Regions from separate parts of the Mus musculus genome. Here region 2 is linked to region 1. The links are chromatin loops, found by intact Hi-C in ENCODE. Cell type or tissue: heart. All regions are shown on one strand. Links, peaks and the distances in the headings refer to the core of each region. The heading gives the core; the rest is flanking DNA.

Evidence for each region. A loop is a pair of places that touch in the nucleus more often than their neighbours do. Peaks named below come from ENCODE experiments on the same cell type or tissue, not always from the same donor. Only the 100,000 strongest peaks of a DNase experiment are listed, where the experiment ranks them.
Region 2: it touches region 1 in a loop (7-fold over the local background); 1 of 42 quality-filtered maps calls a loop at or near these places.

The regions. Positions count from the first base shown.
Region 1 is chr3:68,557,879-68,569,886 of GRCm38, forward strand. All of the region lies in intron 5 of Iqschfp (Iqcj and Schip1 fusion protein), which reads left to right. The region is part of intron 2 of Schip1 (schwannomin interacting protein 1); the gene reads left to right. Among named protein-coding and RNA genes, the nearest start is that of Gm22073, 16 kb to the left of the region's middle. In heart, for the core only: a CTCF peak has its summit at 5,145 (motif pointing right); DNase peaks (open chromatin) are centred at 2,353 and 6,293; H3K27ac peaks cover 246 bases.
Region 2 is chr3:68,948,326-68,960,333 of GRCm38, forward strand. Ift80 (intraflagellar transport 80) reads right to left here. Exons shown (of 20, transcript NM_026641.2): 9 at 2,029-2,208. Among named protein-coding and RNA genes, the nearest start is that of Ift80, 50 kb to the right of the region's middle. In heart, for the core only: a CTCF peak has its summit at 6,377 (motif pointing left); no DNase peak of the experiment used is centred there.

The DNA.
Region 1 (12,008 bases), core at 1,785-9,784:
GCTCAGCAATTCAGAGTACTTGCTGCTCTTACAGAAGACCTGGGTTCGGTTCCCAGCACCCATAGCCCACATAATAAGCCAGTTCACAACCACCTGTAACTCCAATTCCAGAGGATCCAACACCTTCTTCCGGCCTCTGAGGGTGCCTGTACACAAGCATGCATATACAGAAAAGAAGATGGACACACACACACACACACACACACACATATGAAAGAATGAATGAATAAAATTTAAAAGCATACCTAAGTGATAAGACACGACCGTGGGAGCAGCTAGATAATTCAGTTTATCATTTTATTCATATGTTTAGTGGTGAAAGGTATGACGGCTTGATTGAGAATGGCCCCACAGGCTCCTGTATTTGCATACTTGGTCCCCAGTTGGTAGAGCTGCTTAGGAAGGGTTGGGAGGTGTGGCCTTGATGGAGGTGCGTTTCTGTGGGTGGGCTTTCTCCGCTAGCTCTCTCTCACTGCCTTGTGCTTGCGGTTCAGATGTAAGCGCTTAGGTACTGCTTACATCTTAGGTCCCATGCCTGCTGCCATGCTTCCGTCCATGGAGATCATAGACTAACTCTCTGGGACTATGAGCCCACAAACTAAGTGCTTTCTTTTATTAGTTGCCTTGGTCATGGTGTCTCTCCACAGCAACAGGAAAATAACAAAGACAAAGGGTGTTTTAAAAAACAATGAAAAGCACCTTTGCCACATCATTTGTAAATGAGAAAATAACTGAGTGTATACTAAATCTTATGATGGACTCCAATATTTAATCACACTTTTTTTTTTCAAAATGAAGAACTCCAGTCTCCTTCCGAAAGATTTGATATCATTCCTCGCATGTACCAGTAAGTTGAAAAATCTTTAAGTTATTCTGAACTAAAAGCAAAGCCTGAGTGAGCTGCCAGTCACAGCAGAGCATTAAATCCCTTCTCCAGAGCATTTCTTGCCTGGATTTGGGAGCTCTCTTGTTTGCACAAGAAACATCGATTTCCTGTAGCGTGTTATCTCAAGAAGATAACAGGAGCTGAGCTGTGCAGGAGCACATACCAGCCTGACCTCGTGTATACAGTCAGATGGAATCCTAACCTACTCACTACCTGGGATATGCCTGAGTCCCTCCCCAGGTGTAGCCATCGAGCTGAGATTGTGTGGACAGATGTTAACAAAGAGTCTACAGAGCTTTCAGTTAGCCCGGCCAGGTCTGCATTCGCTGAACCAAACACAGATCCATGACTAATCTGTCATACCACCTGGACAATGAGGACGACACCCTCAGTAGTTCTGTGTGATCCCTTTCTGGTAGGACTGTGGCGAGGATAAGAACCGTTTTCTACAGAGGTAATGTGGAGGAGGGGTCCGGGGAGATGACTCGGAGAGCCAAGTGCTTGAGGACCTGAACCTGGCCCCCTAAAACTCAGGTTTAAAACCATGCATGCCAGATTCTCTTATAATCCATGCCACAGAGATGAAGATGCTTGATCCTTGGGCTTGCTGGCCAGCCAGTGTAGCTTAATCAGCAAGCTCCAAGCTCAGTGACAGCCACTGTCCCCAAAACTACGGCGGAGAGTGATTAAGGAAGGTACTTGATATGAATTCCTGTCTATCATATTAGTGTACACACACACGCACACACAGGCATGCACACCATGAAAAGAAAGAGAATACAGATCAGAGAGACATGAGCTATGCTCACTATCTCTATAACACATTAGAAAGTTTTAGGGAAAGCCACAGTTTAAACTGTAGGTTTTACTTTGGTTTCAACACTTAATCTGTTCTCTTTCTTTATTATTTTTATATCCCTTTAAAACATGCCCTAAATTTCCAAAGTCAGCAGGCAAATATAAAAGTATCCGTCTTTCATAAGCCCAGGATGTCTTCAGACTGGCCTCTTCGTCTTGATTAGAAAGTCACTTAGGGTACTTTATTATTCTTCTAAGATGAAAGTTGACTTTATTTATTTATCAGTATGATTTTGGAGGCTGTGCAAGTTTGCAACAGTAAGTCAGTTGCTTATTTTACCAGGCTACCCCTTCAAACCAAAAATATATCCCATAGGGTGGCAAACCAGGGAGGAGAGGAGGAGGACCCTTTAACTAATCTCTTTCCACTTATTAATTAGATATTGAATCAGGAGCAGTCGACTACTGCAGATTAGTAATTGTTAAACTCACTTGAGCTCCTGCAAACAACTATTTGCCCTTCGGTCCAGCCGGTACACTCAGTCTTGGCCCTGTAGTAGGTAGATCTGCAAAGTTAGGGGGGCCCTTAGAGCCTGCCATCACCACAGCTCAAAACGAAGAGGGAATTGTGGCCAAAATACCTCCCAGGCTTAGTTCCAAGCTGGCAGTCAGCCTTTTGGCTCCCAGGTGAGCTTCAGCTGACTTCAGACAAACAAGTAGCCACGTGGACAGCTTGGCCATACTGCAGTAATAACAGCCATGGCACTGCTATGGGCACTTCCCTTCCCTCAAGTAAGAGACTTCCTGGGATTTGTGTTCATTAGCTTAGTCAGATATTCATTGATACCTACTGTATGTCTGGTACTGCGAGATGCTAGATGTAGGATTATAGATTGAGCAATAGGACTGCAGTTGTTTCATGGAACAATCAACACTCTACATCTTCAAAGTGACTGAATAGTTAAATGTTGTCCTGAGATATGGGGGAAGAAACCTAATAAAACCTGATTTAAAATAGGAGCTAGGGAAAGGTCTTCCCACTTTAAGTACAAACAAAAGTCAGCTTGTGTGGTAGGGGCCTAGAGTCCAGGGTAAGCAGCAGCTTGTGTGAAGACCCTGAGCAGAAGCAAGCATGGCTTTTCCTGGACCACTTAGTGGCCTACAGCTCAGTAAGTTCACTTGTCATTGCTCTGACACAGTGCCTGAGGAAGTGAACTTACAAAGGGGAAAGCTTTCCTTTTGCTTACATTTTCAAAGTTTTCTGAGTATGGTTACTCGGCCCCGTGGCAGCAAAGCACATTAGGATAAGAACCCAAGGCAAAGGAGACCCGCTCACCTCGTGGTGCTCAGGATGCAAGGAGGAAAGAGACAGGAAGAGATCAGGATCCCAATATCCCCTTCGAGGGCTCTTTCCCAAGGACCTAATTTCCTTCCATTACGTGCTAAAGGATCTATCAGTTCCAAGAAGCTGGTAACCAAGCCTTTAGTGCAGTGGGGGGAGGTTTGAGATCTAAGTTGCAGGAGTGAGCGAGATTTTGAGATGGCAAAAGGAAGTCTGGAGGTGAAGTTGGTGAGAGCGACAAGTTTTAAGATGCAGGAAGTGAGAGTTCAAACTAAGTCGAGTTGTGACATCATCTGTTATAGGTTGAGAAGCGTATTTAATTTGAAAGGGTAAGGCTGCCAGCCCTTAATGTTTTATAAGCAGGGAACTAAATCAAGAAGTAAAACGTTATCAAGTCAGGAGAATAAGGTGAATCACGGGTTATCTACACAAAACTGAGGCTGTTCCGTTCTGGGATGTTACATTCTGTCTTAGCATAGTTAGTAAATAATGAAGAAGCCCCGACAATTTCTACACGTGAGCATCTTGGGGGCCCAGGTTGTGTATCTGCAAGAGTCTGCCTTGCCATTCTCAATGGAGAACTGATTTAAATTTGGATTTTGGAGGAGTTGGGATTGATGTCCTGATTCACTTAAATACTTCAGAACAGTCGGGGCTGACATCAGCCCTCCTCTGTGTTCACCCTTCAGCTCAGTTCCTAACACCGTCCTTTCCTCCCCAGCACTTTAACACCCTGGGAAGACTTGCCTCTAAAACAGGAGAGAACTTTTGTTCAGTCGCTTTACGTTAAGCGAGCTAATTAGATCATTCAATGTGTTTCTGGCTACCTCCTTACACACTAGGGAAACTTCCAGACCAGTGCTTGTTCTAGGCTAAAACGTAAGTGCAGTGTCTCACAGTGAGGCCGGGAGCCTGCAAAGGATTGCAAACCCAGTCCATGTCACTGCTTAACTGGTCCTACAAAAGCTGACAGAATGTCCCTGAGGAAACTCTTGGGCACCATCCATGGTAAATAATAGTGTTTCAAGAGTACTCCTGCATTAAAAAAAAAAAAAAGTATATTTAAGGATCATTGATGAGTTATAATAGTTTCTTGGAGATTATATTAATAGTTTAATTATATATTATTATGTTCCACCGTGGTGATAAAATAGTAACTGGAGGCTGGGATGGCTCAGTGGGTAAAGCATTGGAAATGTAAGGTACATGTTCAGGTTCCCAGACCCATGTAAAAGCTGGGCTTGGGAACTCGTAGCTGTAATCTTTGTGCTCCTACAACAGAACGAGAGGTGCTCACTGAAGCACCTCAGAAGCTCATGGGCCAGAAATTCTGTGTACATCACAGAGAGCAAGAAAGGAGAGACCCTGCTTCAAACAAGGTGAAAGGCAAGGACCAAGACCTAAGGTTGTCCCCTGACCTCCACAGTGCCGTGACACGTGTGCCTCTGCTAATATCCAGGAATGTATGCACACACAGCATTCACAGGCACACACACAAAATAGTAACCGATTTTTACCTTAATGAAATTTACCTTCGCTTGAAGTCTTGTGATTTTTCTGACTCACCCCATGCTCTGCATAAAGCATAGACAGTGATATGAATTTTATATTGCTAATTTGGAAAACTCAGGTTATAAAAATCAACTTGACTTGAAAGCACAGTCATCCCATAGCCCTCAGAAGACAGCGGAGAATGTCTAAATCAACCTGTTCTGCACATTAAGAAATAGAGGGCCTTAGATATGAAGCAGTTGACCAAATAAATATATATTGTCATGCCTAGAGATAGCTCTAGTTTGGGTTTGAGGCAGGGTCTCATGTAACCCGGGCTGCCTTTGTACTATGTAGGTAAGAATGCCCATGAACTCCAAATAGTTCTTTGAATCCAGGTCCAAGGTTTGTATCAACTGTAGAACCATTGAAGAATGGCCTGAGTAGTAGCTTTGGACATATTAACATTGCTGTAACCTATATATTCTTAACTGACATTACTGAGAATGTGCGTGCTTATGTTATTATTGTTTCTTTTAGATATCATTAAGACAGCACTTAGATTTATAGCTTACCTTTGAGGATCATTTTTTTGTTATTGTTACTAATTGAAACTAATTGAATAAACACAATTGTCCACTAGAGGTCACCTTTCCAACTGGTTTTAGTCAACCACCCACCCCACCCCCACCCCAGTATAGAGGAGTAAATAATAGCCTTCATCGTCATCATCACCACCACCATCATCACCACCACCACCACCATCATCATCATCAGAGATTCCACATAGTGCTTTATGTAAATGTACCTATATTGATAGATAAGATTATCAGGGCTACTCAAAGACCTAGAAGGCAAAGGGGAAGTGTGTCCCTTCTTCCACACACCCCTTGTATGCACTAGCATGCATTCACAAACATACTTGGTGCTACCCCAGGCTTCTCTTGGAAAACCTGTTTGATTTTATTTGGAAATTTGGAAAGCCTCATTAGTTCTCCCCCCATCCCCTGCTCTCTCTCTCTCTCTCTCTCTCTCTCTCTCTCTCTCTCTCTCTCTCTCTCTCAGGTAAAACCATCATTAAAGATATAAACAACTCAAGGAGAAACCATGTAGACATTGCATCATGAACCTATGCATCAGCTGCTAATTTTCTACAGCATGCAAATTTCATCTTGCCTTAGGCACAAAGCACACTGGGGAGAACCATAAGACTGTGCCGTAAACAGGTGCCTTGGCAGTTCCTGTGGAAATATAACTGTCTCATTATTCTGCAGGGAGAGTGCTGCTATAACACTACCTAGTTTCAAACTGTGTCTATAGAAACCCAGGGCGGCAGCAGGTATTTTTAGAGACTAATTTGCACCTATTATAATGATGTGCTAAACACCTCATCCTCGAGTCCCCAAAACATAAAACTGGAAATTAAAATATGAAAATGTAAAAATAATCCTGAATACATATAGAAATGAGATTACCTGTAGGACTTGATAGAAAAGTTGCCTATGAAGAAATGGTAAGAAGAATATAGCATTTAGCCCGTATCATGGTGAGTCTATGCCCTTCTTATTTATGCAAAGTATTTCCACTCCTTCTTTGACATCAGCGGATTGAGTTAGCCTTGCTGGGCTCTCGGGTAGTTGAACTAGTCAATATGCCTTTGACTGTGAACACGGTTGCTCTGTGCCAGCCTTTCTGAAAACTTCATGCCTGTGAGTCTCTAGGCAGGAAGAATGATCTGAGTTGCCCAAGAAGCCAGGCTTGGTTCACTGCCAGGCTAAGCCAGGCGCTTGTGCTTGGCACGGCTTGCACAATGACAAGAGAATGCTCAGCCCATCAAACGAGGAAGTGTTGTTACAGGCTGATGCCCTGTTGCAAATATCCGTGTTCTATCTTTTATTACCTTGTTTATAAGAAGTGTAAGCAATCACTGTAAGTTGTCAGTAAGTCACCCATGAGTAAGACTCTGTCCCCTGCCTCTGAGCTTCTGGATACACTCAGCGAATAATCCTCCGGAGACTGCAGCATGCACCATGACTGAGAACTGGTTCCACTTACCACTGCTTGCCTCCCTGCAATGGTGTTCTTTTGATAAGACACAACAGAGCAAAATGCAAAAAGAAATGTCGGCTCTAATTGGAATAAGACTATAATGGACATCTTTAATAGGATGCCTTCAAATATCTGTGTGTAACGGAAGAATTGCATGTTTTCATCGAAGTACAGCCTGGGCTCAAGTTAATTTTCTCCTCATAAAAACTTCTTTATTATTTTTTAGTCATTTTGCATTTAGGCTTTAGTTTTAAAAGTAGACTCTACTACTGTACAAAATAAAAATCAGTCCCACTGATTCACACCACTAATTTTCTGAGGAAGGTATTTTCAGTGTAGCCTAAAATAGAAAGCATTAAGCCAGAGACAGAATAGTCAAACTTGGGAGCAAGTTATTTTGCATTATTTATAAGCATCTTGTTTGTAAGAAATATAATGCATCTTATATTTATTTTTCTCCAACTTCCAGTTCCTGGTCTTCTAAACATTGCTGGAGAAAAAGGTGTAGAATTATTGCACTGCCAGTGTCTTCTGGGTCCCCTGCCCTCCTCTGAAACAGGGAGAGCGACTTTGACAGAGTCATAGTGTGCAAGTGCTCTACAAAGGTCTTCATCCCAGAAGTCACAGCCCCAATTAAGATGCTCAAGTAGCAATCTAGTTACATCACAATGCAAAGACAACAAAGAGGTGTGGCGTGCGGTGACCTCGGAGATGGTACAGGGCCGTGGCAAGGTCAGGCTGCCTATGTCTGGGATTATGCAGTCTTCATAGGCCCAGCCTCTCCCCCGCAGACCACCTGGGAGACCATCAGGCTGTGCACCTGGAGTGGAGGTTTTGAAATGATTCACAATTAGACAAAAGGCATCTGCCAGTGAGTGGCAAGCACTTGCTTTATCAGAGAGACACAGGCGATTTCCTCTGACTTCTTATGTTATTCACCTCTCATGCAGAGTACAAACTGGGCAGAGTAGGAGTGACCAGTGGGCCATCCTTGAATGTAATGAGCACTGAGTGCCCCATACACATGCTATACAGTGTGCATAAGGTTTAGGGGTGGGTAGCAAGCAGCTCTTTAGCCTTCCCATCCCTTCCTACGTTTAGCATGCCCACTGCGTTTAGGTTTAACACAGTACTGAATATATTTCATGAAATCTGCATCTATTTGCTTACTCATTGTCTAACTCGAACACTTTTCTTCTGTTAGCTGCTGCCTGTTCATCACCTCCACTTAACACACCCTAGGAGTGTCAGCTACCCTCTTTGTTTCCGCTTTGTACCAGAGTTCTCAGGGAGCACAGCAACCCCCTAGGAAATCTTTTGGACAAGGTTCTCCCACAATTGCCCAGCGTCTCAGCTCTCCCTCTAGCCCTCAGGCCTTAGCCGCCAGCTGCCAGCAGGGCCACTCTACCGTCTGTATCCATACCCACCAGAGCATCCTCCTTAGTCAGCACTTCTGTGTAACCTAATATTCATGTCTTCATTTCCAAAATGGAATGAACACATGCCAGGTGTGCCTTATCAGCTCTTCTAGTACCTGGCCTTTTCTGTTACTTCCCACCCATCATACTCTCCCTTCTGGCTGTTTCCATCCCTGATGCCAACCCCCCCCCCCCTGTGTGTGTGTGTGTGTGTGTGTGTGTGTGTCTTTTTGTGTGTCATTCTCTGTTTCTCTGTCTGTCTGTCTGTCTGTCTGTCTCTTTTAGGTTTGTAAGGGTGTTTTGCCTACATGTTTGAGTGTGCCTGGCACTGGGGTTATAGACAGTTATTATCAACACCATGAGTACTGGGAGTTAAACCCAGGTCCTCTAGAAGAGCAACCAGTACTCTTAACCCCAGAGCCACCTCTCTAGCCCCTGGTCTTCCACTAAGAAACACCAACAAGGTTCTGTTGTATGTTCATGGAACCACTCGGCTACTCTGAATGGACGAGAAGAGTGTTTGCAAACTGCTCTTTTCCCTCAGTCTCTCAACTTCTTACCCACAGTGCCAGGGCTTTCTAGCCCTAGCATTGGACTGCTCACGGTTTCATAAGAATAGCTGATACCTTCCTCCCTTTCAGAACATGTGGCTCTGGCTGTGTTTCTTCTCTACTTCTGAAGCATTTGAAGCAGATAAATGACTGACAGCTCTCCTCTCTCTCCTGTACCCTTCCATGGTAGTTCACCTTTCTCTCACCTTGCTAACCATATCCCACATGGCTTCTTGCCCTAAAACTGTGGGCTTTTACCCAAAGATTAGTTTTGAATGTGTGCAATTATAAATCATCACAAGTCAGCTTAAGTCAACACAGATCCATGAGTTTATTGTCTTGCAGTTAGGGACTTAAAAACTTTGAATGGAGTCTCACTTGACAAAAGTCAGGATGCTAACTGAGCTGTGTTCCTTTGCGGGGCTCTGGAGAAAATTCTAAATGCAGCTAACTATCATTTCTCTGGTGGTATTTCAAAGCCAACACAACCACCAGGCAACCCTTTTTCATATAGAAAGAGAAAGAGTTTGGGTTTTTATTTCGTATTTTGTGTGTGTGTGTGGTGTGTGTGTGTGTGTGTGTGTGTGTGTGTATTCTTGCTAGTTTCTAAGATAAAGACTTGCTGGATATTCCAGGCTGCCCCCAGTCTCTTCAGTGTCAGGATTAGTCATGTCCCATTGAGCCTGTTGAGATCCAAGCTCTAAGGAAATGTTCACCTTCATTGAGAGTTCTCTTCCTCTTCTCAATTCCTAGTGAACATACATACAAAATCTCTTTGGAGGCATTTGGCTCACTCCATATGGTATACAGTTATCTGTGTGGTGTAATCTTACCAAACCCTGAGGGTAGAAACCCTGCTTTGAATTGTACCCAGTAGGACTTGGTTTTAGTTACAAGATTGTAGGAATCAAGGAAGCTGTTGGGAAAGGAGTGCTGCATTGTGAAGCATCTTCAAAGGTTTGTCACTAGGCTGGGCACCAGTGATGACAGAGAGCTGTGCCCCCCCCCCCCCCCGACACTGGGCACCAACAGACTCTGAGGTTCGTAGGATTAAACTTCCTCCTGACTTCTTTTCTTTTATCATCCTAAGAGGTCACATCCCTCAAGTCTACAAAGCACCTGGCTGCTTTCCATTGTTGTGAGGGACACTCAGATGCCTTGCTCATCTGCCTTGTGCCCCATTCCTTCCTCCCCGACCCCTAACATTTCATTGTGAACATTTTAAAGTGGAAATTTGCTTCACGAATCCTAATTCGTATATTAGTTTCTTCTCAGAGCCCATAAGTCTCCAGCCTTTTACAAATGATGGCTTACTTACCACTTTAAGACTCTGCAATTGATGTCTTTCGAAACATGCTTTGTCAGAGCTTTGCAGTGGCCTTGCCCTCCACTCATTCATCAATTCGTTCCATTTGTTTGACTCATCTCAGCGTACGGTTCATATATCAGCAAGTGTCCCTGTAAATATGTTAGCCTGCATAGACCTAACTGGAGCTTTATATATATATATATATATACACATATATATGAGCTAGTTGCATATATACATATATATTAACACACACATATCTATATGGGCTAGTTGCACATATGCAACTAGCTCTTTTTTTCTACCTCTTTGAGGTAAATACTATATTTAATAAAATGCACAAATCTTAATATTTACTCAGTAAGGCTAAGAAATGCATATACCCATATAAAGGAAACAATCTGCTCTTGTAGCATATGCCAGCAAGTCTCCTGTGCTCTCTGCACATCAGTCCCTGACCCAGGTTTACTTCTGATGACCTGTGAATGTGACTGGTTGCCAAGGTTCCGAGCAGTTCTCTGGGGCTGGAGAGAGGGCTCAGAAGGGACAAGCATTTCCTGCTCTTTCAGAGGACCTGGGGTTCAGCACTCACAGGCAGTACACAACCATCTGTAGCTCCAGCCCCAGGGTATTTAATCCTCTTCAGGCCTGCATGGGCCCTACACGCATGTGGTACACAGATGTGCATGCGAATAAACACCTAGACACATGAAATAAAAAAATTACATCTAAGAACAAATTTAAAACCAGCTCTGTATTGTGTTTCTCCTATTTGCCACAATGGGAAAAGAACAGCTGTTTCTGAGCTTTAAAAACACAGCTCTTTCATAGTGGCATAAACATGGATGTTAAGTGAGACGTGCTCTAACTTTTCTTCCTTACACACACACCTTGGATGAGGTTTAAGTGAAGCCACATTGATCTTGGTCTGGGCCTGCTTTGGCCCAGTGCGGGTGAGTTGGTTGCCGCTGAGTCCTACTGCACCTTTGTCTTAGTCGAGCCAGCTTCAGCAAACTACACGTACCTTCTGAACAGTAGGACTTTATTTCTGTCATTCTAGAAGCCATTCAAGCCACTGCAAGTTGGGTGTCTGGTGAGGGCCTGCTTCCTGATTGACAGACAGCTCAGTTCTCACTGTGCCCTTTGGAAGGCGACTGACTGCCTGGAGTCTCTTTTAAGAAGGCATGAGCCCCTTCCACGAGGGCTCCTCTTCATGACCTCTCAGCAGCTCCACCCCCTCATAGCTTCGCATTGTGGATACACTGTCTCTCCATCAGGCAAAAGCGGCCTTGTTGTACCTAGAGACTCCTCGGCTGACAGGAACTGGAAAACAGTGTTCCTCTCTTGGTTTTCTTTATTTGGATACTCTTGTTTGTTTGTTTGTTTGTTTGTTTATTGTTGTTAGTGGGTGTGTTACAGCATCCTTAGGCCTAGATTTATCTAACTGCCAAGCAACAATTTTGGATTAAATAGTTTCTGGAAGTCCCATCTAATTATGAAATATGGAAAGTTTCAAGTGTTCGGCTCTCTTTGTTTTTAGATTTCATTGTGTAGCCCAGGCTGACCTCAAACATAGTCCTCCCACTTCACCTTCTTCAGTACTAGAAGTATGGCTACACAGCACAGTATCTGGTACTCAATTGAAGACTTAATTTTTTAAAGTGTGTGTGTATGCGTGTGTGTGTGTGTGTGTGTGTGTGAGAGAGAGAGAGAGAGTGTGTGTGTGTGTGTGTGTGTGTGTGTATGTGTGTGTGTGTGAGTGTATGTAGCTCAGTGGATGACTTTGTGTGGGCTGTTCTCTCCTACTTTTGTGTGTGTGTGTGTGTGTGTGTGTGTGTGTGAGTGTGTGAGTGTGTGTGTGTGTGAGTGTGTGTAGCTCAGTGGATGACTTTGTGTGGGCTGTTCTCTCCTACTTTTGTGTGTGTGTGTGTGTGTATGCGTGTGTGTGTGTGTGTATGTGTGTGTGTGTGTGAGTGTGTGTGTGTGTATGCATGTGTGTGTGTATGCGTGTGTGTGTATGCGTGTGTGTGTGTGTGTGAGTGTGTGTATGCGTGTGTGTGTGTATGCGTGTGTGTGTGTGTGTGTGAGTGTGTGTATGCGTGTGTGTGTGTGTGTGTGTGTGTGTGAGTGTGTGTATGCGTGTGTGTGTGTGTGTATGCGTGTG
Region 2 (12,008 bases), core at 1,378-9,377, 390 kb after region 1:
TGACTTCCTAAAACAAAGTTAAGAAGAAAAAGAGCCAGGGAAAAAAAAGAGAAAAAGAAAGAAAGAAAGAGGAGGGGAGGGGAGGGGAGGGGAGGGGAGGGGAGGGGAGGGGAGGGGAGGGGAGGAAGAAAGAAAGAAAGAAATTACAGACCAAGACCAACTTAAATGATGCACCAAACCCATTGCAATCGTTTGAATCTTGACTTAAACAAACTTTAAATTTATAACATGTAGGAGACGTGAAGATTTGAGCATTTTGTAGACAGTTTATAAAATTAAAAAATTAGTAGTAGTAGTAGTGCACAAAAATGATATTATGATTAGATTAAAACAGAGATGCTCTTATGTTTAAGGTATAGATATGGAACCTTTTTACAGATACAGCACGATGTAGGAATTTGCCTGAAACTCAGGGTATATTGGAAAGCAGGTGAGACTGTGCACGGGACAGGGCGGGGCTGCAGCTGCAGCTGAGGCTAGATAGTAAGGATATGGGGATTCTATACACTAGTCTCTGCTTTCCTTAAAAAAAAAAAAAATTTTTTTTTCCAAGTAAAATATCCAAAATAAGCAAATAAAGCCAAGAAAAATTCTACTAAATCTAATATTTAGTCTGGGGATCATATTATTGACATTTTAAAATCTTGGTACTTGAGCTAACAAAGCTCTTTAATAGGTTGTTAACCTTTTAATTAAAGCCATATTACTATGAATACACAAGACAGAAGCAAGTGACACAGATGAGGGGGAGGGGACAGGACAGCTCCTCCTCCTTTGGCAGAGCGGCTTCATGGGCAACAGTCCCTGCACAGCAGCCACCACGTTTCTGCACAAGGCACTAAGCTAGTGCTGGCCTAATTGAAGAAACAAAATGGAAAAGATGGTACCTAGCCAGTCCTTAGATGCTTCCAACTGACCCACTGATGCTCTCTGATCTATACACATCCCCTCCCTTCTCCCACTGACATATCCTATTTCCATGTATTAGACTATAAAATATTCCACCTTAGAACTACACAATAATCCCCAAATATGGCAGCTGGCATATTACATATGCCCAGGCAAAGGAATAGGAGGACACAGGAGCAGAAGGTCCCTCTGCCTTTCCTACTAACTTGCCCTCAGCAAGTTGTAAGACTAAGCAAGTTTCTGACCTTTCTCTGAAACAGCGCTTAATGACATCCTATCTCTGAAAGCAGGGGATGTGGAGCAGGGTCTGCACACAGCAGGCCGCAGAGTCCCCAGTCCATGCTCACTGGAGCAGATCGTCTCGCCCTGTCCCTATTCTCCACAGCTGTCTGCGCTCCCTCAGACCTATGATGTCATGTAAAGCTTGCATGAGATGACGGAATGCTGGTGAATCTGCCCGTTGTCATAGAGGCCTCAGTCAGAAACGCAAACATGAAGAAAAGTTCTCCTCCTTACTTCCTAAATCCCTACAGCAACTCCCTAAAGCTTTCCCTCCCATCTTTTTTTTTTCCATTTTTTATTAGGTATTTAGCTCATTTACATTTCCAATGCTATACCAAAAGTCCCCCATACCCACCCACCCCCACTCCCCTACCCACCCACTCCCCCTTTTTGGCCCTGGCGTTCCCCTGTACTGGGGCATATAAAGTTTGCGTGTCCAATGGGCCTTTCCCTCCCATCTTAACTTGCCTTACCCAATTCTTAAAAGGTAATTTAAAAAAAAAAAGATTAATTGAATTGAGCCATAAAGAAATAGTCTATTAGGCCTGCCTTGGATCAGCTTCTGGTGTGAAACCTGACTTATTAATCTCTCTGTCTGCACTTCCTCAAGTGCATCACACTCACTAAATGCTTTGACTGTCACTGCCTGTGCTATGCTAAGCTCGGTAACTACAAAATTCAGATGCTTTCCATAAAGGGTCTGATGTCATGCCTAAGTCAGGCACTTCCAACCATGACTGGATGTCTATAAACAGGCAAAAGTGACCAATAAGGATAAATCCCTGCCCTGTCTAGTGCAAAGCAGCAGATTTACTGGACTCTGGAACACGATCATACCTGCATGGTCCTTCTCTTCGTTAGCGTTACTTGAAAATTTTTCCACTCCCAGCGCTGCTCCACCACATGTGCAAAGACAACATGCCCGTTCCCACAGGCTCCCGCGATCTGAGTGCCATCAATAGACCACGCAATGTTAAATATGCTGCCAGTGTTGGGTTTCTCTAAAGCATATGACCACTAGATGGAAAAAGAAGAGAGTGAAATTGATTTATTGCCTCCCAAAAGTAAGAACTTTTAAACTGGGGATATATAACATATTAAGATACTAAGATGATTTTTGAAGGAATGTATTTCGTGGGCATTTATAGCTTTATTTCTTTGAAATTTACATGTTTTGCAGTGAAGTCAATGGCAAAAATATGTGTCTCTCTTGGAACACACTAATTCCATTAAAGAATGGAATTGGTGCCTTAAAGTACTGGTTCTCAACCTGTGGGTTGCAACCCTTTGGATGGGGGTCAAATGACCCTTTCACAGGGGTCACATACCAGATACCCTGCATGTCAGGTCTTTACATTACAATTCATAACAATAGCAAATTGATAGTTATGAAATACCAATGAAAGTAATTTTATGGTTGGGGAGAGGGGTTACCACAACATACAGAACTGTATTAAAGAGTCCCAGAATTAGGAAAATTAAGAACTACTGCCTTAAAGGAACTGCTTTGTTAAAGTCCATAGACACAAAATGTCTAAAAAACTACAAAAAAAAAAAAAATCATCCAACAGTTGCTACACATTCTGACTCCTGAAAGTATCAGATGCACAGGTGAGCTTCCCCTTGCTGTTTTCAGAATGTAGTAGGTAGAACCCCTTCAGGACTTGAGGGATCTGTGAAGAAACCAGCAAGCTAAGTGTCCAGGACAGAAGAGTGTTCTCTGTGTTGCAGAAAACTATCATTTTGGCAGACCATCTCAGATGCTTTTCCTTTTTGGTTCTGCAGATGTAACAGAATTGTTTCTAGAATGCTTAACCGTATTCTCTTCCTATTTGTCCAACCTTATAATCAAATTCTCTCCTGCACTCTGCTGGTGTTCTTTATTAGCTGTTCTGTCTTGGCAGGAGGATCTTCCCTTCAAGGCCTGTCTGGGCTATATGTCGAGACTTAGGTCTAAAATAAACACATAAAACAAATTAACCACCTCAAAAAAATGCCATCAAAATTGCTGACTGGGTCACCAATGAGCTAATCAAAATATTTTACTAATAAAACTCTTTGGAAATAAAACAATGTAATCAGTCCATAGAATAATCCATTAAAACAGAACATTTCTATACCGGCCTCTACCTGCTGTGTTAATTTTGTTTGTTTATTTATTTAAGAATGTATTGTGTATGCCGGGTGCTTTGTGTGCACGCTCAGTGCACTAAGTGTCCCAGCAAAAGCAAGAGGAGGGCATCAGATCCTCTGGGACCAGAGCTGCAGATGGCTGTGAGCCACCGTGCGGGTGCTGGCCTCTGGAAGAACAGCTCCACGCTCTAAGTGTTGGTTTTTAAATAATGAAACTAAATTCTATAGTAGAAATCAAATTTTGAATAATTTTTTTCCTTTTTCTTTTTTTCGAGATGGGGTTTCTCTGTGTAGCCCTGGCTGTCCTGGAACTCACTCTGTAGACCAGGCTGGCCTTGAACTCAGAAATCCGCCTGCCTCTGTGTTGGGAGCCATTAAGGCAACGCTATTGTCCTGATCTCTGAATTGGGCCTCTCCCCCCAAGAAGAAAAGAGGGTCAAAAGCGGGCCACCTACACACCGACACACCGCTCTGAGAACAACCACAGATTGTTCCAGCCCTAATTCAGCGCCGGGATGTCCTGACCTCAAGATACCCTGATACCGCCAAGTTCCTGCTTCCCCGTGTAACTACCTAAGAATGTGCAATTCTATTGCCCCCCCCCTCCCACTGATAAATACTTCTCCTTTTGCTTGTATTGCCCCATCCATCCCGCTGATAAGTATCTGTACTTCCCCGTTTCCTTGTGCAATTCTACTGCCCCATCCTTCCTGCTGAAAGGCACTTCCCCTTTTGCTTGTGTATTTAAACCTTGGGCCTGGCTAATACATTTTGGGGTCTTGATACAACTTCAGAACGGTTTCCGTGTCGTTATTCGTACAAGACCCTCGTCTCTCTCTACCCCCCATTTGGTTATTAGGAGGAGGTCCCCTCGAGATCCTCGAATAACTGGACCTGCTGGACAGGTCACCTCTGCCTCCCAAGTGCTGGGATTAAAGTTGAATAATTTTTTGAGCCTCTCAATCTTAGACAGCAGAAAAGAATCCTTTTGCTTTGTGGTTTATAGTTTATGGTTTCTAACAAAGTTGGTTCTACACCAAACATGAAAATGCAACTATAAATTCCTCTTTGTCTTTCATTATAAAGTCAGAAATTCACTAACATAAATAGGATATTTCTCAGAGGATTAAACTAAAAACTTCAAGTAAATCTGAAATGGCTTGAGATAAAAAATGACTGCCCCGCCTCCTTCTCCATGACTAGGACTCTGCCCTCGGCACCAGCTCGCCTGGCTACTACACTCGAGCCCTGCCAACTGTGTTCCTATCATCTCCCCCAGCATACCTGCAAACATATGATTACACCAGGCTTGTATGCCTAGCCTAGACAAGGCTACCCATCTCTCCCCTGGTACCAACATGCAAAATTAGGAAATGGATTTTTTTTCTTAACGATTTATTTATTATTATATCTAAGTACACTGTAGCTGTCTTCAGACACACCAGAAGAGGGCATCAGATCTCATTACGGATGGTTGTGAGCCACCATGTGGTTGCTGGGATTTGAACTCAGCACCTTTGTAAGAGCAGTCAGTGCTCTTAACCACTGAGCCATCTCTCCAGCCAGGGACCTGGATTTTTGATGTAGTCTGCATTCGTTAATATAAAGGGTGTTCATTTTAAGTCACTTTCCAGCATGTACATTGAGGGAGGGGGACACAAGTCACTTAGCTGGGAAAAACAGACAGGAAAAAAAAAAAAAAAGACCCTGGATATGCACACAGAAGCAAAGACAAAAGACACAAAGGGAATGCTTTTCGTTTTCTTAGCAATCTACTTCTTGGTTCCTAAGGCCTACCTAAATCTTCCCTGGGCCTCTAAAAGATTCCTCTGTATCTTTATATCTCTTTGTTTAAAGACTTCTACTTGCATACAACCACAATAAACTGTAGAAATCTAAAGTCACAGGTCAGTCATTGCTCTAGCACAGTTTGAGATTCTCCCACATTTGGTGTGCCCTGAGCAGTTTTACTTCTTGTAGTAAAAGGCAATAAAAAAGCAATTGGTACTCGTAAGAAGTAAGTGGCATGTCCTGTGACAGAGACAAGATGGCACAGGATGGTGGGGTTAACAGAATGGATGATCATTTAGCCCTGAGCTAATGTACACGGGGAATATAAAGGCGCAGGAGGAGCCTTCACTCTGTAACATACCTCTGGAGTTTTAACCCCAGAACTCTAGAAATACACCAAAGCTGCTCCCACACTAAGCAAAAATGTAATAAGTACTTTAAATTTCTTTAGAATAAGCGGCCACACTGAAAGCACAATATTTTTTAAAATTGGCTGAGACTGCCTCTACAAAGTGTTAACTCTGGGGGTGGGGAGATACTCAGGGGTTAAAAGCACAGCCTGCTCCTTCAAAGGACCCAAGTGTGAGTCCCAGCACTCACATGACAGCTCACAACCCTCCGTAAGACCAACTCCACAGGATCCAATGTGCTCATATGGTCTCCAAGGATACCATGTACGCATGCGGAACACAGACATACATGTAAGCAAAATACCCATAAACAGAGAATAAAAAATTGTAAGTGTTATGGTATGGAAGAAAAAGACAAGACTAATTTTCTTGCATTCTCTGAAGTTGTTTATGCAAGTCATTTCCCAACAGAGAAATACCTACTTAAATATAAGACAAAGATGAAAGTCTCAACAACTGCATCTTTTCTACACAACTCCTATACACATCATATATTATACTGCAAGGATCCTCAAAAGTACAATCTTTGGCCTAATTTAAAATTTTCAACTCATAAAGTAACATGCACATAAAGCTGGCTTAAAGTAAGGAGACAGAAGCAGTTCTTACACTCTATGGAAGACTGCTGCTTAGGAGTCGTCTCACATATTACCTCTTAACACGAGGCAAATTGCACTCTATATACATCATTAACAAGGAAAAGTTACACACGGCTGTAAGAAAGTGCCTGCAGGTAATGAATTATTAAATTTACTTTAATTGAATGGATGAGTAAATGAATAGAAGAAAGTTCAGAGAAAATGAGAATTACAAAAAACGTTATCTTCTACACAAGCAATAGCACCCCCTACTGACACAGAAGCTACACTGCTAGCTAATTTAGCCAAAAGTACCTCGCCTCTTCGGAGTTTTCTCCTTACTTCCTATTTTGTCAAATAACTAGTATAATTCATTAACACATTCTGAATGTTTACTTAAAATTACTATGTTAATTTGAATCACATTTTTAGATATCAAAGATAAAAATAAAGTTAAACTATAAGATAAAATAAAAAAATAAATATAAAAATAAAAGATAAAAATAAAGTTTATTATAGAACCTAGAAAAATACGAAAGCAAAAAATTAAATTTTATTCCACAAGCAATTCATTTATACCATGATTTATTTTACTGATCACCCAGTAATGTTCATTTTCTTGGCATATATATTTTTGCATTTCTTGATCATTTAACTTAAAATAATGCTATCTCAGGCTGAATAAATACCTCAATGGTTAAGAACATTTGGTTTCACAACTGCTTGTAACTGTCTTGCTCCAGGGGACCCAGTATAGTGTTCTGGCCTCTGCAGGCTCCCACACACATGTGGCATACACACACATAGATACACACATATACATAAACAGCTAAAAGTAATGCTCTTTCCTGGCTTAACTTTTTGTTCTTTTATTTATTTATTTTGGTGTGCACACATGGTGCTCCCGTGGAGGGGAGAAGACAACTGAGTTGATTCTCTCCCTCTGCCATGTGGGTCTTGGGGATCCGAGTCAGGTCATCAGGATGGGCAGCAAGGACCACACCTGCTTGATATCAGCGAACATTTTATATTTTCTTGAATGCATAACAGCTGTGTCAAAGTGTCAAATTATACTTGAGAAAACCTAAAGTGGATAATGCTTCTATCCATGTGCTACAAAGGAAGGCCATTTTCACATTTTCTGGGGAGTCAAAAATGTATTGCTTTGTCAATTTTAGATGCATAAAACTTGTTACTGAAAAGATAGTATTTCGGAGTTCTGGAGTATTTCTACTTAACTTCAGACTTCTAATTGGGTTCCTTTGGTTGGGTGTTGTGTGCCTTTAATCCGAGCACACGGAGAGCAGAGCCTGGCAGAGCTCGCTCAGTCCGAGACCAGTCTAGTCAACAAGCACTACACAATGGACCCAGGCTCACTGTCTCAAAATGTTTCTGTTGATTTATCAACATTTCTTTAATTATTTTGAGCACATGGCCTCTGTGTAACAGGCTCAGTGCTGGATATCTTAGGAATGGTTTTTGTCACCTTTTTTCCCCCTAAGAATGGGCCATTGTATTCCACTTTTTAGTATGTCTTATATCTTGAGGGTTTTTTGTGTTTTGAAAACTCATTTTTTCTTTTCTTTTAAAAACTGGATATTTCAATACCACCATGTGAATAACTCTGGAAAACAGACTCCTGATTCAGTCTGTGTACTTGCCTGATAGGAACAGCAGTCACCTGCCCATTTAGAGACTTTTCCAGACTGTTAGCCCAGAGACTATTCCTCTCCTGTCTGGTAACTGAAGTCTTCACTGTGGTATTCAACAGTCAGCCAATGACCTGACATAGCCAAACAGAAAGACAACGGCTACCATCCAACCTCTGCCCAGCTGGCTGTGCCTGGGGCACTCCCGTAACACCAAAGCACCACCATCAGGAACTCTGATGTGGCCTCTCCAGTTTGTGAATCACCCACAAGCCACCATCGACAGATGCTGCCTATCTTCCCTGGTCTCCTCATGTGTGTCTGACGCTGGCTTGTATGGTATAAACGATGGATTCCTCAGGAAAAATGAGAGCCCACTAAAGCCCTTGTTCTTTATCTCTCTTCCCCTCTTTCCTAGGTTTCTTTGGGATCAGTCTACTCCCTCCTTCATCTGCCACCCCTCACTCAATTGACTGCTGGTAGCCATTTGAGGAAGGAAGGCAGGCAGGCAGGCAGGCAGGCAGGCAGGCAGACCTTTTCGGTTAAGCACAAGCTTCCTTTCACATTCTTAACGAGCTGCAGGCAATGCATTTTAGGAAAACAGAACAACTGCCAATCAGCTTCCTACTCACAGATGCTCATTCCTCATTTTGCTAGAATACTACTATGATAAACCTGAGGTATATGTTATACAAACTCAGCATGCGTGCACAGTATCTATCAACGTCAACTGCTATAGGCAGGGTTCAGAGCAGAGCTGGCAGAGTGCTTGTTAGACATGCACAAAGCCCCAGCCCCACAAAGGCTGGCCACAACCCTGGCCAGAGTTTATCCCTAAACAGGGACAAGGGAAGGGAAGGGAGGAAAACAAATGCATGGACCAAAGACAAGCTAGAAGAGGACCACCCATAGCACACTCCCGTAAGTAACTCCAGTGAACTCACTGGCTAAGCAAGACCGACCTGGGTGGATCCTTTCCTTGGTCTGTTTACACTGTCATCTGGGGTGAGTAGATGTTTGTTTTGTGTTTCTCCAGGGGAGGGGGAAAAAAAATCACACAGCAAGTACTTCCCAATCAGCACTGTAAAAGCTGCCCTGGGCCCACGGTCCGCACTAAGAGCCACAAAGCAGCAGCTTCCAGCCTCCTTCTGATCGGAAATAAGATCATGAAGAGGTGGAGCTGGGAAAGGGGATTCTTGACAACTAGGTATTCAAGACCAAGGAGCACGCTCAAGCAACCCCTACACAAAAATGACCAGAACAAGAAAGAGTCTAAGCCTAAGGTAAGATTTCACTTAAGCACATTACAATTAGGGCTCCAAGAGCCCACAGTTCTGGACTCAAAGGCCTTAGTGGGAAGCTTATTATTCCACTAAACAGACATCAAGCTGCCCCCTAAATCTTTAGACCCATCAACTGTTTTTGTGCAGCTCTGAGACCTCCTGTGAGAAGTTTCGTCATGCAGTTAATGCTGAAACTCACAACTGGTTAACTAACATGAAGAAAGTGTCTGTGGTGTGCCCAGCCACAAATGGGACAGCTGTGTAACACTCCTTTCCCCAAAGGCTCCGGACCGTTGTGAAATAGGGGACAAAAAGACTGTAAGAGCCAGAAGTTGGGGAAGACTGGAGTGCAGCAGTGTCTTCTAGTCCTTCTTGGACAACTGCATTAATGGGCACAAGGCAATTGTGGTTATCTACACAAGATAGGTCTGCAGAAGAGCAAGCCAACTGACACTCCAACCTGCATGCAGGGCTCATGGACTCCCACTTTAGCTAAGGAGCCACTTCCACCGATGCTTCTAGGCGGGGAGAGTCCATTTTCTTTGTGAATGGAGCCCCCGGAGGCTGACCACGCTGCAGAGGACAGCCGCCCAAACCCTCAGTATAGGAACAGTACAAACTGGGCTTAGTAGGCTACTTGAAAATACTTCTTAAGGGGCTTAGAGAGATGGTTCGAGCAGTTAAGAGTGCTGGTGTTAAGAGTGCTCGTTACTCTTTAGAAGACCTGAGTTCGATTTCAAGCACGTGCATAGCAGCTCACAACTGTCTGTAGGTCCACTTTCAGGACATCTGGCACCCTCACACAGACAAAACACCAATGCACATGAAATAAAAAACAAATCGTTTTTTAAAAAGTCCTTTTAAAACTTTCATAGCCAGGAGGCGGTGGTCTACACCTTTAATCCCGGAGTTCAGCAGGCAGAGGTAGGTGTATTTCTGTGAGTTCAATGCCAATCTGGTCTACACAGCTAGTTCCAGGACAACCGAGGCTACACAAAGAAGCCCCATCTCAAAAAATAAAAAAATAAATATAAGTAAATAAATAAATGTAAAAGATAAAATAAAATTTAAAATATAGAGCCCAAGAACATACCTTTTAGCAACACCCAAAGAGCGCTCATGTACACTAAATTTGGGTAACTTGATTATTGTAATGTTCAAACAAAGTATCAATCAAAATAACAAAAAGTTAGAGTAATTTATGTCATATTATGTCATATTCAATTTACATCATATTAGGGGGTTATCTTCAAGGAATTCATGGCTCTTCCCAAATAGCAAAGACGTCTCTCCTGAACCAACTCCTTGACAGCTCTCCGCACTACTCCATTATTCAGACCAACAGCCTAGGCACTCTGCTTCTCTTCTATCTCGTTTCTAATCTGTCCCCACACTGACCTCAGAGTCAAAATGACCTCTATTTCAAAATGTCCAATCTCTTATAGGTCACTTCTAAAAATCAGTAACTTACCCTTGTCCCCCCACTAGAGTCCAGACTGCTGCCCCGTGCTAAGCTCTGTCTGTGTAGCCTATGACCCTGTGACTTGGCTTGGCTTACCATTCTCTAGATCACTGTTACTTTGCTATCACCGCAGTACTTCCAATATTTGAGCCCCAGTGTGTTACTACCTCCATCCTGATGCTTTATAGACACTAGCACACCATGCTGGCTTTTAACTTCACTTTGCCAGAGGTTCAAAACCTCAGAGCAGATGCTCTCACAGTAAGCCAAGTCAACATGGGGCTGTCTCTGGCTGCAGGAGAAAGACACTCTGATCTTAGCCTTGCCTTTCTCACTCTGCAGCAATCCCTGAGGGCTGCACAGAAAAGCATTACATCTTCAAGGTCTAAACTATCCTCTTCCATACAGCCTAGCGGGCATGTTTGGTGAATAACTTGTCTATATCAACCCCTGATAATATCCTATGCAAGGTCTACTGACTGCACAAAAACTGCTGTACTCTTTCACATTTGGAGACACGAGAAGTTCCTCTTGCCTGAAAACCTTGTCTCCTTGGAGAACTACTTATTCACCAAGCCTCAGTTTCCCAATCAATGTCCCGCAGGGAGAATTAGCCTTCTCCACATCTTCACAGAGCTTAACAAACCTACGTACCACTTAGTGACTGTTCTATGTAAGTCTTATAATCTGATTCTCTACTAGACTACTGGCAACTTGAATGCAAGTCTTTATATGTTTTAATATCTAAAGCCTAGTTTCTGGAACGTCTGTCTGATAAATAGTGTATATAATAAGATGACTATCAGATAAAAGAATATATATTTAAAATGTTAGTCTCAAATCTCTAAGGAATTATAGCATATTCAATCAATTCAGTTTACTTTTCCAGAATTATTAAGCCTAAAAAAGGATATAGTAACAAATGAGGTAAATGTGGAATTTGGTTATTTGCATAAATCAATTTTTTAAAATTTTAATCAAATGACATATTAAAATGATTATATACAAGCTGACTTAATAAATTATAGTGACTGTACTTAAGTATAGATAATCCTTAAGCTATGGGGTCCTATCAACTAGAGAGTCAAAAGTAATATATATAAAACTAAAATAAAAAATATAAAAGCATAATATATTACAAAAATGAGCGTATATATTCCATAGACACAATCACTGATAGACACGTGAGGTAAAGATCCTTACATGTGAAAACAAAGTAAAAAAAAAAAAGGTTTTTAAGGGATTTTTTAAGGGATTAGATGTTCTAACATCCTGATGGTATAGCAGCAAAACAAAGTGAGAAGTAGAAACAGATTTAAACACCATGCCATGGTAAAAATGACTGTCAATTGAGAAGCAGGCCGTAAAGAACGCGTATCATTCACTAAGCATAAGATGGAAACGAGAATGTTCCAGGCCAGGATAAAGATGAAGCTGGGCATGGTGGAGACAGCTGGAACCTCAGTGCTTGGGAGGCAGGAGGAGGATAACATTCAAATAGTCTGGGCTGC